2 separate regions of the Mus musculus genome follow, and region 1 is linked to region 2. The links are chromatin loops, found by intact Hi-C in ENCODE. Cell type or tissue: gastrocnemius. All regions are shown on one strand.

The links. Peaks named below come from ENCODE experiments on the same cell type or tissue, not always from the same donor. Only the 100,000 strongest peaks of a DNase experiment are listed, where the experiment ranks them.
Region 1: it touches region 2 in a loop (4-fold over the local background); 3 of 42 quality-filtered maps call a loop at or near these places.

Annotation. Positions count from the first base shown.
Region 1 is chr2:130,764,611-130,772,610 of GRCm38, reverse strand. It overlaps 4930402H24Rik (RIKEN cDNA 4930402H24 gene), which reads left to right. Exons shown (of 37, transcript NM_029432.2): 17 at 1,822-1,939; 18 at 4,931-5,001; 19 at 6,873-6,923. It also overlaps the pseudogene Gm19258. Among named protein-coding and RNA genes, the nearest start is that of Slc4a11, 71 kb to the right of the region's middle. In gastrocnemius, a CTCF peak has its summit at 4,928 (motif pointing right); a DNase peak (open chromatin) is centred at 4,921; H3K27ac peaks cover 951 bases.
Region 2 is chr2:130,559,753-130,567,752 of GRCm38, reverse strand. It overlaps Mrps26 (mitochondrial ribosomal protein S26), which reads right to left and starts at 3,996. Exons shown (of 4, transcript NM_207207.1): 1 at 3,763-3,996; 2 at 3,526-3,672; 3 at 3,322-3,445; 4 at 2,359-2,815. The coding sequence starts at 3,974. The coding sequence ends at 2,696. It overlaps 4930473A02Rik (RIKEN cDNA 4930473A02 gene), which reads left to right and starts at 4,004. Exons shown (of 9, transcript NR_040348.1): 1 at 4,004-4,099; 2 at 6,830-7,063. In gastrocnemius, CTCF peaks have their summits at 3,921 and 4,369; DNase peaks (open chromatin) are centred at 4,031 and 6,959; H3K4me3 peaks cover 2,339 bases; H3K27ac peaks cover 1,905 bases.

The sequences.
Region 1 (8,000 bases), 200 kb before region 2:
TTGCGAATCCACTGAGCTAAGTCTGGCTTTAATCAGGAGTTTTTTGAATATATAGATTTACTTTATCTGTTGCTGCACAGCTCTTCTCATCTAGTCCGCTGTTGTCATCAGTTTATTCTCAGTGTCTGACGGTATTTCTTGTAGCAGCCTTTCACCTAGTTAGGTTTTTATTTTTTTAAAGCTACTAAGAATTTATGAAGCCGGGCGTGGTGGCGCATGCCTTTAATCCCAGCACTCGGGAGGTAGAGGCAGGCAGATTTCTGAGTTCGAGGCCAGCCTGGTGTACAAAATGAGTTCCAGGCAACACAGAGAAACCCTGTCTCGAAAAAAACAAAAATAGAAAAAAAAAAAAGAATTTAAGAATGGGATACTTTTCCCAATTTCCTTCCTGGCAGGTATGCTTGCATGCTCGTGCTGGGAATAAAGTGAGTGTGTGTGCACATGTGTGTAAACATGCATATGTGAATATATAATTTTTTTCTTATATACATAAAACTTTACTCTTTTGCCTTGAGGTTATTTGTGGTTTTTTTTTTTTTTTTGAGACAGTATCTCACTGTCAATGTAACCTTGGCTATCTTGGAATAGTTCTGCAAACCAGGTTGGCCTTGAACTCATGGAGATCCCCGTGTCTTTTTGCCTCCCAATGCTGGGGTTAAAGGTGTGTACCATGGTGCCCAGCTCACGGTCAATTTTAGGGTTGTTTTATTTTGTTTTGTTTTAGAGACAGGGTTTCTCCATGTAGCCCTGGCTGTCCTAGAACTCACTTTGTAGACCAGGCTGAACTCTTGAACTCAAGAGATCCGCCTGCCTCTGCCTCCCAAGTGCAGAGATTAAAGGCATTCAATACCACTGCCTGGCTTCAGGGTCAATTTTAAGTAATCAGAATTAATTGGCAACTATCTTAGAGAAGCTCATATCTACTGGCTGACCTAGAATCTACTAAGTAGACCAGGCTGGCCTTAAACTTACAGAGAGTTGCCTGTGCCTGACTTTTCTCTCTCAGTGCCCCTCTTCCACTTAAACCTGAGGCTTTAATCTGTGCTAAAATATCTTTATTAAGTCCCAATTCTTAAAAAGAAACACTACTAGACTCTGAACATTGTGGCACTATGACAAGTCAGTCTGATAACTCAGGTGGCTGTTGACTAACAGATAAGTAGCGTACTCACTGGGTGCTGGTCAGAGAGATGACGCATATCCTCAGCGAGGTGGGGAGAGAACAGAAAATGCCATCATTCTCTCCAGAACGGCTTCCAGTGTGAAAGCCATCTGCTTATTTCTGGAGTTGACTTTTAATATTTTTTGACCACTGTTGTCCCTGAATATCTGGAATCACAGCGAGCACAGCCATGGCTAAGGGGAGGAGGCTCTGCTGTGCACTCAGGATACCCAGGAGCCACGTGTACACCTGCGTAATGAACACTTCTCCCAGCTCACTGAGAGAGAACTGAAGCCTAAGCCAAAGGCCTGGTTAGTGAGATGCTGTGGGGTGTGACGTGTGTGTGGGTTCACAAGCCTGGAGGAAATACCTCCAAAATTTAAAAAGAAAGAAAGACAGAAAGCTGTATTATTTCTTAAGAAGATGACAGTTTGATGGAATTTATAAAAATACTGCCTTTCAACCTGTGCCTGTCTCTAATCAGGGATCCATCACCTGTTGGAAAGTCTGAGGCACCTTCCAGTTCAAAGTGTGTTTCAGCCTAGGTCCTAAGGGATTTGTCAGTATTCTTTTGCTTCATGCCTGTCTGTTTCCTGTGGACCTGTTCCTCCTGAATTGCTAGGCTGATAATGGCCTGGCCCTGCTTCTCTCTGACACAGGCTCGTATGACCGTCTATGACATTCCTGACCTGCTGGGAGGAGGAGGAGGAGGATGCTTAGGGTCTGTGGTCTTCTCAGAGTCGTTTTTGACATCTCGGATCTTGGTTAAAGAAAAAGGTGAGTGCGTGTGATGTCAAGAAAGGAAACCTTAGAAAAAAAAATTTTTTTTTTACAAAATAAACTATAAACTAAGCCAAAGATGACAGCCAGCCAACTGATTAATACATTAGACTACTTGAAATAAGCAAATGGTATATATTGTAATTGATGAATAGTACTTATAAATTAATAAGAAAAGTTTTATTCAGTAGTTACATGGTCAAAAATACAAACAGGCTGTTCATGGAAGTAGAAAATAAACAATAAGAAGGATGGATTTATGTGTGAAGATTTGCAACCTCAATAATGGTTAAGAGGGCACCATTTAACATAAAATCAATTCTCATTTACTACTTCTTATGTTGGCCAAAGAAAAGAACTACAGAGGATGATAATGTGTGGTGCTGACAGTGTCACCAGTTAGCCGGCTGTGCAGTGTCACCAGTTAGCTGGCTGTGCAGTGTCACCACCTAGCCAGCTGTGAAATATTACCAGTCACACGGTTGTGCAGTGTCACCATTTAGCCTGCTGTGTTTTTTTTTTTCTGCCTGGACAGAAATCATAATTGCACATCAAGTCTATCAAGTGCTTCAGCATCTTTTGTAAATCTCCGTGTGTGGCAGTGGCAGTGGCAGCAGCAGGTGCCGCTCCCATGTTATAACCCTCGTTACAGGCCTTGGGTTGCAGAGCTCCAGGTTCTCCCAAGTGTGAGCCACTCTCTTATAGGCCTGGTGCTCTCCAAGTGTCACTTCCCATGCAGACTTAGAGAGTTGGGATTTCTCAGCCCCTAGCAGCAGCTGTAGCACCTGCTGTCTACCCTCTTTCTAATTCTGCCATCCCTCCTGTTCACACCACAGTTGCTGTCACACTGTCCCTCTGCCTCTCCTTCACTTGTAAAGCAGCTAGCCACAATGCTGCTCTTGTGGCTTGGCCTATGATCTGTGCAGTGTTGCTGCTGCTCCTTTGCTGCCTCTGCTGTCATTGTCACTCTTAAGTCTTGATCGCTTCTTTCTTCATACTTTGTCAGCCAAGACAGCTTGAGAGAAGCCTCGTTGGACTTTAATGTTGCAGTACTGAGGGAGGCAGCAAAGGAAGGTATCCTCCGGGCATTTCAGCAAGTGTGTTGTATAACCTGAGAGGACGGCTTTGCACCAATCACAGTATGCCTTGCCTGTAAACAAAGGAGTGTTTTCACTATTCACATCATTGTCTTTTTGGTGCCAATCACAGCTGTCACTCTGCTAGGCCACCAGGGGAGCCTACCTCTGACCAAGTAAAATGGTTGCAGGGTCATCTAGAGTTTTCCAAGGTGTGTGATAGCAAAGTCTGGTACAAGCTGAATAGTTCTTGCCGAGGCTGCACCTTCGGGAGCCGGAGCAGTGAGCTGTTGTGGCTATGCACTTTTCTCGTGGAATTAGCGGGGTGTTGAGAACAATTATCATAGGAGTCATCTAGGTGGCATCGGACTTGAAGTCCTTCTGTTCAAAATACTCAGGGCAGCAAGCAGGAGTCCCAAACTACCAGTCAATCAAATAGCCCTATCCTGTACCAGCTTGGCTTGTTTACAAGAGCGTGAAACATCAGAAATTCTTGCAATAGGACCTACTTGTAGTGCTGAGTACAGGGCACGTCTATAATCCTAGCACTCTGGGTCAGAGGCTGGAGAATCACTATCACAAGCTCAAAGCCAGCTTGGTCTACAAAACAAGATCTAGAAGAGATATCCCTACACAGTCGGACACTCAAAAGAGCAAAAGGGGAAAAAAATGCCCAAACTTATTATCGTGAAATAGGATTTTAACAGATTTTCAGATTTTAACACGCGTTCAATGCTCCAATCAAAGGGCAATTTACCTCATCTGTATCAGTAAAATTATCTTGCTCTTTTTTTTTTTTTTTTTTGGTTTTTTGAGACAGGGTTTCTCTGTGTAGCCCTGGCTGTCCTGGAACTCACTTTGTAGACCAGGCTGGCCTCAAACTCAGAAATCCACCTGCCTCTGCCTCCCAAGTGCTGGGATTAAAGGCGTGCGCCACCACGCCCAGCTTCTTAGATACTTTTCTTTTGCTGTGACAAAACACTATGACCAAGGCAACTTATAGAAGAAAGAGTTTAATTGGGGTTGTGGTTTCAGAGTGCTAATGTCCATGATGAGAACTGACAGCAGGAGGCTGAGAGAACTTTGGGAATGAGGGAGGCCACAAACCCCACCCCCACCTGCATACACACACACACACACACACACACAGATACACACACATCCTCCCAAACATAGCCACACCTTCTAAACCTTCCCAAATAGCTCTCCTAATTGGGGACCAAGAATTCAAACTACGAGCCTATGGAAGCCATTCTGAAACCACAGAGCTCCTTTCTCTGACCTCCATAGGCTTTTTTTTTTTTAATGTAAAAATGCATTCAGCACAACTCTAAAAGTCCTCATAGTCTTTCAGTCTCAATACTGCTTAAAGGTTCAAAGTTTAAGTCTCTTCTGAGATTCAAAGCAATCTCTTTTTTAAAAAAATATTTATTTATTTTATTTTTATTTTATGTACATTGGTGTCTGTGTGAGGGTGTCCAATTTCCTGGAACAGGAGTTAGAGACAGTTGTGAGCTGCTGTGTGGGTGCTGGGAATTGAACCCAGTGCTCTAGAAGAGCGGCCAGTACTCTTAACCACTGAGCAATCTCTCCAGCCCCTCAAAGCAATCTCCTAGTTGTAAGCTCCTATAAAATCAAAAGAAAGTTACATACATCCAACATACACTGGCACAGAACATACACTTCAGAGGGAGGAATCCGGGGTATACTGAGGAAATACTTGACCAAAGCAAAACCAAACCCCAGCAGAGCAAACTCCAAATCCTGTGTACCGTGTCTGAGGTCAAAGGACTATGCCTTCCAGTTTTGCTGTCTGTAACACCTGGTGATAGTAGGTGTGTGCAAGTGGGCCTGCAAGGTGGGTGGGCTAAGGTGGCTAGACATAACTGACATGTCTTTGGTCTTCCTACAGATGGCACTATTACCCCAGAGACCAGCTACATCATCCTGACAGCTGCCATCCCCAGATTCTGTTCCTGGCTGGTGAGTATTATGTACTGGGTCACAGTGGACCTAACCAGAAAATCCCGGGGCAGGCCTTTAAGGAAGAACCTCCTTATGGAGTCCCTGGAGGGCTGTTAGATTGTGATCTAGCTTTTATTTAGGGAAGAGAATCCAAGTATAGTCTTAGAAAGCTTGAGAAAAGGAAGCTAAGTTATTTGTGAAGTCATGCAAGGAAGACATTAACACCCCACGTTGGAGATGAGAACACTGTAGCCTAGGCTGATGTGTGCCCAGGGACTGGTTCCAGTGCTTCATCAAGGCTCTGCCTGTCCAGGGGCTCAGAGACTTTGAGACGTTGATTCCTTCTGTGGTCAGAGTGATTGCTGCTGTTTTCCTAGGTATCTCTCTACGTGTAGAAAAACCTCGTTTTCTTTGATGAAGCTAGGTCTGAAATACAGTTTTATTTCATTGTTGGTTTGGTTTGATTGTTTTGTTTGTTTTGGTTTGGACTGGGTCTCATGTAACTCAGGCTGGCCACAAACTCTCACTGTGGAGACAGAGGTGCCTTGAATTCTTGATTCTTCTGCCGCTGCCTTCCAAATCCTAGGACTGCATTGCATTACCATTTCCAGATTAGGGTTTTGAAACAGAAAATATGTTAGCAGGAAATCTTGTGTTTAAAAGTTTAAGTACTAGCTGGGTATTGTGGTAATGGCCTTTGATCCCAGCATTGGGGAGGCAGAGGCAAATGAATCTCTATGAGTTCGAGGCCAGCCTGCTCTACAAATCGAGTTCCAGCCCAGCCAGAGCTACACAGAGAAACCCTGTCTTGAAAAACAAAACAAAATGAAACAAAAGAAAAAGTTCGAGTACTGCAGTGATGCATGGGTTTCTTGATTGAGAGCATATAAGTCCACAGAAAGAAGGGTGATGAGCAGACAGACTGGTAAAACAGCTCCGAATGCTGCCCAGGAGCGAGTGGAACTTGGTGACTTCAACACACAGCCTGGAGTCTCCCTTTTCCTGAGCTGTGCTCCAGGGCACTGCAGGTATCTTGTTAGGACAGGACAAGGTTAAAGGGAAGTCTCATTTTGTCCCAACTCAGTTTGCAGAGGGCACTGACACGTAACTCTTTTTTTTTTTATTAAAAGCTTTACATGTAATTTGCTTCCAGTAATTAAGTCTCAGTCACTGGAGATTAAACATGCACAGCACAGTTTACATGCCGTAAACAGGCAAGGTGGTACACGAAAGCCCAGCACTGGGAGGCTGAAGCAAAAGGACTCCAGGTTTGAGGCTCACCAGGATTCTCTAGCACTACATAGTGAGTTCTACAGCAGCCTGGACGGAGAGTAAGACCTGCCTTTAAAAGACAGGTCTTAGAACTTATTTTAGAATCTGTTTCTATAGTTCTGATGTAGTTATGGGAGGAACACAAAGTCATCCTCTAACATTGTTTGAGTAAGAGTGTACTCGAGCCAGGCATTGTGGCACACACATTTAATCTCAGCACTCAGTAGGCAGAGACAGGCAGATCTCTATGAGTTTGAGGCTAGTCTTGTCCACATAGTGAATCCTAGGCCAGTCAGGGCTACATAAAGCCACTGTCTCAGAGCACTCACCGGAAATATTTTACTGTATTCCCATTCACTGTAAAGTGATCTTCCCCCTACAGCAAAAGGTAAATAGAGATCAGACGCCATCCCCATGTATCTGAGGCTTATTAGCTGAGCCTAAGGTCCTTGAGAGAAAACCCATTTTGGCCTAGAGCTTGAGCCCTGATGACATCAGCACCTTTGCCAGGATGTCAGGACTGAAAGAACTAGATGTGGTTAAGTGACTACCAGGCAGAGACAGCAGGATTCTATCCTTGCACTAAATTGAAAACTGTTCATTTCTATTGAACACAGGTAGAAGATAGTGAAATAAAATTGTCTGAGAAAACCCTGCAAGCAACAAAGGTAAGCAGTACTTTTGTTTCCAGCGAGAAATTATTTTTAGCATGAGAGATGGGGCTGGAGAGACAGCTCAGCAATGAGTCATAACTGTTTGTAACTCTAGCTTCAGGAGAGTCAGTACCTTCCTCTGGCCTCCCTGAGCACCAGATACACGCATGCAAGCAAAGCACTCATACACAGCAATAGTTTTGTAAGATAGCCCAAATATAAGCAACTTGTAATGATAAAATATTTCATTTTGAGGCTGGAGAGATGGCTCAGCAGTTAAAAGCACCGACTGCTCTTCCTGAGACCCAGGCTCTGTTTCTAGCACCTACATGGTGGCTCACAATCATCTGCAACTCTACTCTTGGAATCCTATGCTCTCTTCTAGCTCCCAAAGGCACCAAGCATTCATATGTTACACAGACATACACGCACAAAAAAAATACCCATATGTGTAAAATACATGAATAAAAAAGTTCAAACTATTTTTAAAATATGTCCTCTTACTGCTAAGCAGAGGGAGATTCTGTTCTTTTTGTCTTTGACTCCTATTCGCATTTCCCACTTCCTGTTAGGTCTCTGGGGAAGAGAACTGCTTATGGGGAACAAAGGGAGAGGGATTCCACGAGGGATCAAACCTAAGGCCTCGCACATTCTAGGCAAGCACTCTCTACCAGGGAGCTACTTGTATTAAGCACAGTATGCTAAGCATAATGAAAAGCAGATTCCAAATTGGCCTGACAGAAGCTGAGATGGCAAAGCATTAGGCCAAGGAGAAAGCGACTTCTTTTTCAGAGACATCAGTGGATGAGAGCAAGAATACCACAAATAGGGTATAGAAGCCAGATGTGACAGGGAGTACTCACTTGTTCGTCTCTACAATCAGGAAGCTGAGTCAGGAGAATCACTGCAAGTTCTGAGCCAGCCTGAGCTACAGTGAGACTCTGTCACAAAACAAAAACAAAAAACAAAAAAACAAAAAACAGATCTCAGAATTCAGAATGTTGCTATTATGCCAAAGAACCAGATGATGCCAAAGCACATGGTATATATCTAAGTCTGACTTGGCGATTTTAGTATTGATAAAATGGATAA
Region 2 (8,000 bases):
GTGGCTGCTGGGAACTAAACTCGGAACCTCTGGAAGAACAGTCAGTGCTCTTAACTGCTGAGCCATCTCTCCAGCCCAACCTGTCTGCTTTATAAGTGCCGGGATTACTGGTGTGTGTCATCACTCCTGGCCACCTCTGATGTCATCTTTCCAGGCTTTTTTTTTTTTTTTTTTTTTTTTTTTTAAAGATTTATTTATTTATTATATGTAAGTACATTGTAGCTGTCTTCAGACACTCCAGAAGAGGGAATCAGATCTCGTTACAGATGGTTGTGAGCCACCATGTGGTTGCTGGGATTTGAACTCTGGACCTTCGGAAGAACAGTCGGGTGCTCTTACCCACTGAGCCATCTCACCAGCCCCTTTCCAGGCTTTTTAAAATTATTTGTTGACATGTCCACATAAGGCTACATGCATGTGAGTGCAGGTGCCTCTGCAGGCACGGGCTGCCCTGGAACTGTCACAGTATTTTTACTACTTTTAGTTGTGTTTACGTGGGTACATGCGTGTGCCTGTGGAGGCCAGAGGCACTGTACCCCCGAGGTTGTGAGCAGACTGGCATGAATGCTGAGGACCTAGTTCGGATCATCTGTGTTCAATGTATTTGTTAAAGCACACAAAGAGGAAATTGCCAGCATCATCAGGAGACTGGCCAGGCTTGGGGTCGGAAAACTGCTTTGACTTCCGATTTGGTGAGAAGAAAATAATTCCAAATTGGACTCTTGCCAGACTTGAGATCACAGGGCATGTTGGATATCCATACGCTGGAGAAACTGAGCAATGACCTTAGGCAACCACACTTAGATGAAACATTAAAATAGCCAGCACCCACTGAGTTGGCAAGTGTACTTACTCTCTGTAGCCTTCCAACCAGCTACAGCAGCCTGCCTTCCCTCAGCTGCAGTACCAGCAGCAGGGCACCTTCACGTCCAGTCTCCCTGATGAGTACTTGGGCAGTTCTGGAGTCTCAGGAGGAATCAGGTTGGTCTCACACTCCCTGTAGCTGTGGATGACCTTGAGAGTCTACTGATCCTCTCCCCTCTACCTCCAGTAAGCAGGCACTGACCCACCAGGCCTGGGGATTGAACCCAGGGCCTATGCAGGCTAGGCAATCGCTCTACCAAGTGAACGTCTGAAGCCCACTTCCTTCAGTTTTGCCGGACTAACCTAGCCCTGAAGGCCATGGCCACAGCATTCACCCCAGTACCCACTGATCATGAAGGGGCAAGGGTCCAGTGTCTCGGTTAAGTATCTTTGCTGTGACTGGGGAGATACATCCTGGCAGGAGTGGGAGTGGCAACCCATTCAGCAGAGTTCCTGGGGTTCACTGTGACAACAAAGATCCAGGAATGGACTAGGTAGCTCCTGACATGATCCTATCAGTCCACCTCAGATATTTGAATGCAGGGCCTGTGTTCCCCAGTCAGGGACAGTATCTACTACCCTAAAATGGGTGTTATGGCTGTCAGAGGGCTGCGTGTAGGACGACACCTGCACCTTAATGCCTGCTTCTTCACTGGAGTAAGAGGCTGCTATCACCCGCCAGGTTTTCATTTCTTAGGGATTCCAAAACCTTCAGCAGTATGAGAAGTAGCTACGATGGTTTTTCCTCCGAGTGAGTGCCTGGAGTTACTGTCAATGGTATTCATGTTTATGACAATGAAAGCAAAAAGGCAGGCAGCTCATTCACTAACATGTATACATTGCAGTCATGAACATCTGGGTTTGATCCCTAGTACCACATAAAAGCCATGTGCATCTAATCCCAGTGCCGGGCAAGCATACACAGATCAATTCTCTGAGGCTGGCTGGCTAGATAGTATAATTAGTGAGTGCCAGGTTCCAGTGAAAGAACCTGTCTCAAAAGCCAGAATAAAACACAGTAAAAAATAAACTAAAAAAACCAAAACAAACTTAAATCAGACCAAGGTGAGAGTCCTGAAGAATGACACCAAGGCTGCCCTCTGGCTACCACTTACACACACAGAAGGGCAGCAACTGACTGGAAGAAGCAGGTTTAGCTTGGGAGTCTACCACCTGCTGAGTAGTTCAAAATATGATAGATCAGGACAGGGCCTGGTTACAGAAGTCACTGCTGGAGAGCCATCAGGAGAAACAGGGCACCCTTTTTGCTTCCTGGATCTTGGACACACCAGACCCTAGCCAGAAAATCCCAGGATTGAGCAAAGCAGGTACCTAACTCATAGCTCAGTTAGGTGAAACTTGCTTCTGGCTAGAAACCTAAAGACTCAAATAATTAGGGACAAACGCCTTTGATTTTACAAGCAAGTTAGCATCTGGTGTAACTACTTTCCTCTTTCATTAGCACTGTAACTATAGCCAGTAAATGGGCAAGACTGGGCTCCAATACTTTATTTATAAAAGCAGGAAACATTTGGCTCACACGACTCCAAGAGACTTACAAGACAAGCTTGGCTTCTAGAGGGGACACAGTCCAGTCCGATCCTCTGTGCGATAGGAACTTCCCAGAGTTTAATGCTGCCCTGAGTTTGTCTGTGGTGCCAGAACAGGGACATCTGGGAGTTCCCAGTCAGGTGGTGAGTGCCGAGCCTGGAGTGACTGAGGTTGCTCTGGAAACGGCTGAGCCATCCTCCTGGGATGTACCAATTCCTATCCCAGTACACAGACCCTAGGCAAGCACTGTGCTTATTTGGGCCCCCAGAAGTCTCTGTGCTCAGTTCCTGACCACCTGCCCTTCTTTGGTGACGGCCCAGTTGTAACTCTTCGGAGAGTCCAACGCTTCTTCTATCCGTGCCTCCAGGTTCTCCCGAGTGATGAAGTTTTTTGCCTCCTCCTACAGGAAGAGAAAGGTTGGCTTTGTGGGATCTCTCCCAGAGCTGGCTGCCTGCACTGTCTCTAGTCCACGGGTGTCAAAAGAACCCAGGGTCTCTTTGAGTGTCCCACCAATCGTCCAGCACAACTGTACTAGGTGACCTCGACCATCATATTGCTCTTCCTTGGACAATCACCCATCAGATCTCTCGGCCACAACCCAAGAACAAATCGTGACAACCTGATTAGAGGTGGGTGGACTCTCTCAAGTGCATGAATCCCTCTTACGTGTTAAAAAGCGCTCCATTCTCACTTACGGTTTCCCTGACTTCAAGTTTCACAAGGCAATACTAGCCTGTAACCTTTTACTGACCATTGCCTGCGAGGCATACCCTCTGCGCTGATGGAGAAGCCTCCTGAAGACTCTGGTCACTTGACGCCCAGTGCTGTCATCCCCCCCCCCCCCCCCCAGCCTCCCTTGCTGGGGTCTCCAATGTCCACATTCCCCATGACCTCCTGCATGCCCACCTGCAGCTTGAGCACTTCTTGCTCTTTCAGTTGCACCCAAGCCTGCTCCTCCTGAGCCCTCTGGGCCTGGGCCTCAGCCTTCTGCACCTCCTGGGCCTGTGCTTCCAGCTGCAACCTCGCTATCCTGCGAGGGGCAAGACGCCGAGGGTGAGCGGGGCCACAGATGAGCCTAGCCCAGCCCACCCAGTCCCGGGCCTCTCGCACCGTAGCTCCTGCATTCGCCGGTTCTCGTCCCGGTTCCAGGCCATCAGCTCCCGGTGCTCCGTGATGGCCTGCTGCGCCTTGCGCTCGGCCAGAACCCCGGCTCGGGCCTCGTGCAATTTCCTTCGCACCTCCAACGTGAACTCTAGCCTGGGGAGGACGGGCTTCGAGTCAGCACCCACCCTCGGCCCCGGCCCTTCCCGAAGGGCGTCTGCCCTCCACACGCACAAGCACACGCACCTGAGAGCGCGCACGGTCTCCCGGTACTGTCGGTAGCGCTCGGTCAACACGAAGAATTCCGCAGGGTCCACGGCGGGAGGCGTCTGCACCCGTCCGACCTTGGATTTGGCAGGCGGGTCATGGCGGGTCTTGCGGCCGCGCACGGGCAGGAGCAGCGGGGTCGGGGGCCGAGTCTCCGGCCGCGCCGCCAGGCGGTTCAGAGCGCGCAACATGACAGCCAGCGCCTGCGCCTGCGCCCGGCCCGGAAGTGGCCGCGGAGCACCACGGGAGCCTCCTGTCCTCGTCCCTGTTGGGCGGAGCTCTTGCTGTCTGGTCCAATGCACGTCCGGACTCTCGGGTAGAGTGGGAGGGGTCGAGGGGCACCTTGGAGACCCACAGCTTGCTGGGCTGCGTCGCCCGCTAAAGACAGCTACACCGCAGGACGCTCTGCCCACTTGTTCACAAGTTTGGACACCGTCCCAAGTGTGTGGCTCTGGGGCTCTCTGGCCCGCCGATGGCCTGTCTACCCTCCCAGACCTGATGCAAGAAATTTGGAGTTCCTGGCTACTTTAAACTTTAGATTTGCAAACCATTTCCTTGCACTGCACTGCCCTGCTGTGGTCTTGGGGGAGCTCTGCAGTTGCCAGAGTTCTCAGTATCAGTGACAACTTGTTCTCAACTGGGCGACCTGTGAGGTGACCCTTGTCCTCTTCCACCTGACCCGGGGTCTTCCCACCTCGAGACTACTCTTATTTATGAAGTACAATTTCCTCTCCAACTGAAGAGAAACAGCAGTGCAGCAGGGCAGAGAGCATCTGTCTCAGAAGTAGCTCGTTCCCCTCTGCCTCTCCAGCAAGGAGAGTTGTTGGAAATCAGAAGCTGACCCGAGTACTGGGGAACTGAACTTTCACCCCACTCATTAGTATTGTCTAGACCAGATTCTGCAGAGAACACCAGGCCATGGTCCTGCACTTCCAGGACACTTGGGAGTGTCTGAGGAGCCAGGACTGGGTGCAATAACAGACATTTTCTCAGAAGAGAACAGAGGCTGCTTAAACCCTGCTCTCAACTTCCAGGCTTGGTGGAGGCCCAGTCTGCACTTTCTTTCTCTCAGTCAGGCTTTGGAGATGAGATGCCAGAGTGTACTCTGGAGTCCTGGGGGCAAGCTGGTGACAGGTTTTCCTCCAGGGTTCCGGCCATAAGACCATTGCTGGGCCCTGGAGGATCCAGGATGGATGGTCTGTGGAAACCAGGGCATTACTGCTGCCCTACCCTGGAGTACCACAGGGTTGCTCCGAATGTCAGGGAACCTGACACTCCCACCCTGTTTTTGTTTTTGTTTTGTTTTTTGGCAGGGTCTCACTAGATAGCTCTGTCTAGCCTGGAACTTACAGTGTAGATCAGGCTCACAGAGATCCACCTGCCACTGCCTCCTAAATTCTGGCATTAAAGGCATATGCCACCATACCTGTCCTAACCCTTTCTTCTTCAGGGTCACCCTAGACAACCGGCAACTCATCTCAGATAACTTAAGTGTCTAGGCCAAGAGAATATTCTAGGGTATGGGCCATTTCCCTAGAGGCTCCCTAACCTTGCTGGCTCTGAAGTCCTCTCGCTAGTCAGGTGCACCCATCCTTTTAGAAGGTTTCATAAATGTAAGAGATTTAGATCTAAGGTAGATGAAAGTGTGGAGTCACTCTGAGTAGATAATGCTACAGAACTAGAAGGCAGGTTTTCTGCCCTCTTTCTTTGGCCTGATGGGGATGTGGACTGGTATGCAGTGGTGATGAAAGTAACTGTTTCCATTCACTGACCCTCCCTGCTAAAGTGGCAAGATAGAATTGTTGAGGGCAGAAGCCAGGAAAGGAGGCTTTTCTGGGCACTTCATGGGTAGAGGCACAGAGCTGGAGGGACGGAAGCCTCCTCATTTACCAAGGGGTAAACTATGAATGAGGTGATTCCAGGTGACTGTAGGACCCTATTCAGATGGTTCCTGGATTTAACGATCAGGCCATTCTATTTCCTCTGGTGTCAAATCCAGTGATATCTTTAAAACAAAAACCCTCAAACAGGGTCTTTCTTATTTGCTGGCCTTATATTTCTAACAAAGCCAAGGCTGGCCTTGAACTTGTAGCAATACCCCTGCATCTACCTCCAGGGTGCTAAGATAGTGTGTGCCACCATACCAAGGTACAGTGATATCTTGAAACAGGGAGGTACAAGTTGCTACTCAAACCCCTTCCCACAATGTTCTATGAACAAATATGAAGTTGCTGTTGGCTTTTAAGGTCACTGGACAAATGCTCCCCCATCTTAGATCTTCCTAGGAATCGGAGGTTGAAACACAAAGCAGAATGGGGCTGGAGAGATGGCTCAGCAGTGAAATCCTGGATTTGGTTTCCAGCATCCACATCAGGTAGCTCAGAATGGCCTGCAACTTCAATTCCTAGGGGTCTAACGCTCTCTTCTGGCTTCTGGGGACACTCACATGCATGTGTACATACGGCACATAAGTAAAAAAAAAACAAAAAACTTTTAAAACCAGATTTAAAAAATAAAATTTCAATGATTTATTTTTCTATGTTCATTGGTGTTTTGCCTGCATGTATGTCTGTGTGAGGGTGTCAGATCCCCTGGAACTGGAGTTACAGACAGACGTTGAGCTACCAGTGGGTGCTAAGAGTCAAACCCAGATCCTCTAGAAGAACAGTCAGAGCTTTTAACCACTGAGCCATCTCTCCAGACAAATAAATCTTTTTCAAAAATTTAAAATGGACCCGCTCATAGGGCAAAGGCATTTTCTGTCAAGCCTGGGGACATGGAGTTAAGCCCTGGAAGCCACATGCTGGAAGGGGAGAACTCCTGCCATTTGTTCTCTGGCCTACACATGTGACATACATGTGCCCGCGTACATGTGTGCACACGCACACACTAAAAAACAAAAATGTAAAATGGCTACCAAATGTTCAAAGCGGTACACAGGCCTTGCCATGAGCTTCTTAACTTCACTAACAGGTTACCATAGAGACATACTGGGAACAAACCCACAAGGAACTTTTTTGGAAATCTCTTTTCTTTTCTCTAACAGGCTGGTCTCAAACTTCTGAGCCTCTTTGTTCCATATCAAGACAGCTGGAATGGCAGCGGTTACCACTATGGCCAGCTCATTCAGTGCTGCAGACTGAACGCAGGGCTCTCTACACACCAAGCAGGCGTTCGGCCAACTGCTATGGCTCCAACCCCATGTTCTGGACTCTAACTAACTTCTTAAGGGCTAAGAAACACCTAAGAGCTAGTTTTGTCCCCTGACCTGGACACTGCGGTGAGTTTACAGAACTTACAATCACCCTGTTTTCTGTAGAAGCTGCCTCAACCATCTTGACATGTTTCAAATGTGTGTTCACTTTCCTCTTCAATGTCCAAGTGCACCAAGCTTGATGGAACGCTGACACAAGTCTAACTGGATCTGTTTTGAATTTGCAAATTGACTCTGCATCTAAATAGATATTTGTTGTGAAAACTTTATTGTGTTGTGTGTGTGTGTGTGTGTGTGTGTGTGTGTGTGTGTGCACATGTGCCATGGGAGGTCCAGGGACAACTTGCTGGAGTGCATTCTTTCCTGGGAATTGGCCTCAGGTTGTCAGGCTTGGTAGCAAGCCCAGATAGTGGTCCACGCTGTCTTCACGTCCCTACTTCTTGGGCTGCATGCTCAAGTTCCTGCCCTTGCAGCCTTGCACCCTTCCTAACCTCAAAAGGAAACTAAGATGGAGATTCCCTGGCTTGCCCAGCTCAGGACTCTGGCCTGAGAACAGGGAGCCCGGCAGCGTGTACAGGGGTCTAAGCGAGTTCAGACTTACTCACATGCAAAACAGTATGGCAAGCTTCACACTAATAGACTCGGCACCAGGACTGGGCCAATATGGACAGAGATGGGCTTAGGTGGGCTGATGCCCACCCAGGGTTGACCTCTCTTGCAAGCACCGCAGCAGAGGTGATTCTCTTTGGGGGCTGTCAGTAGGGGATAATTTTAAGTTTTCTTCATGCTGTGCTCATCCGCAGTCATTTGTAGATCTGGGCACTACTAGCATGGGCTGCTGGAAACACATCGTTGCAGCCCAAGTCTGAGCCAGTGGCTCTGCTCTCACCACCAGCTGTAAACCTCTGGGAGTGGGGTGGGGTAAGAAGAACATTTATAGGGTTAACCAATCTGTACTTGGGCTGAAAACCATATTAAGGTAGGGCCACGCTTGGCATAATGG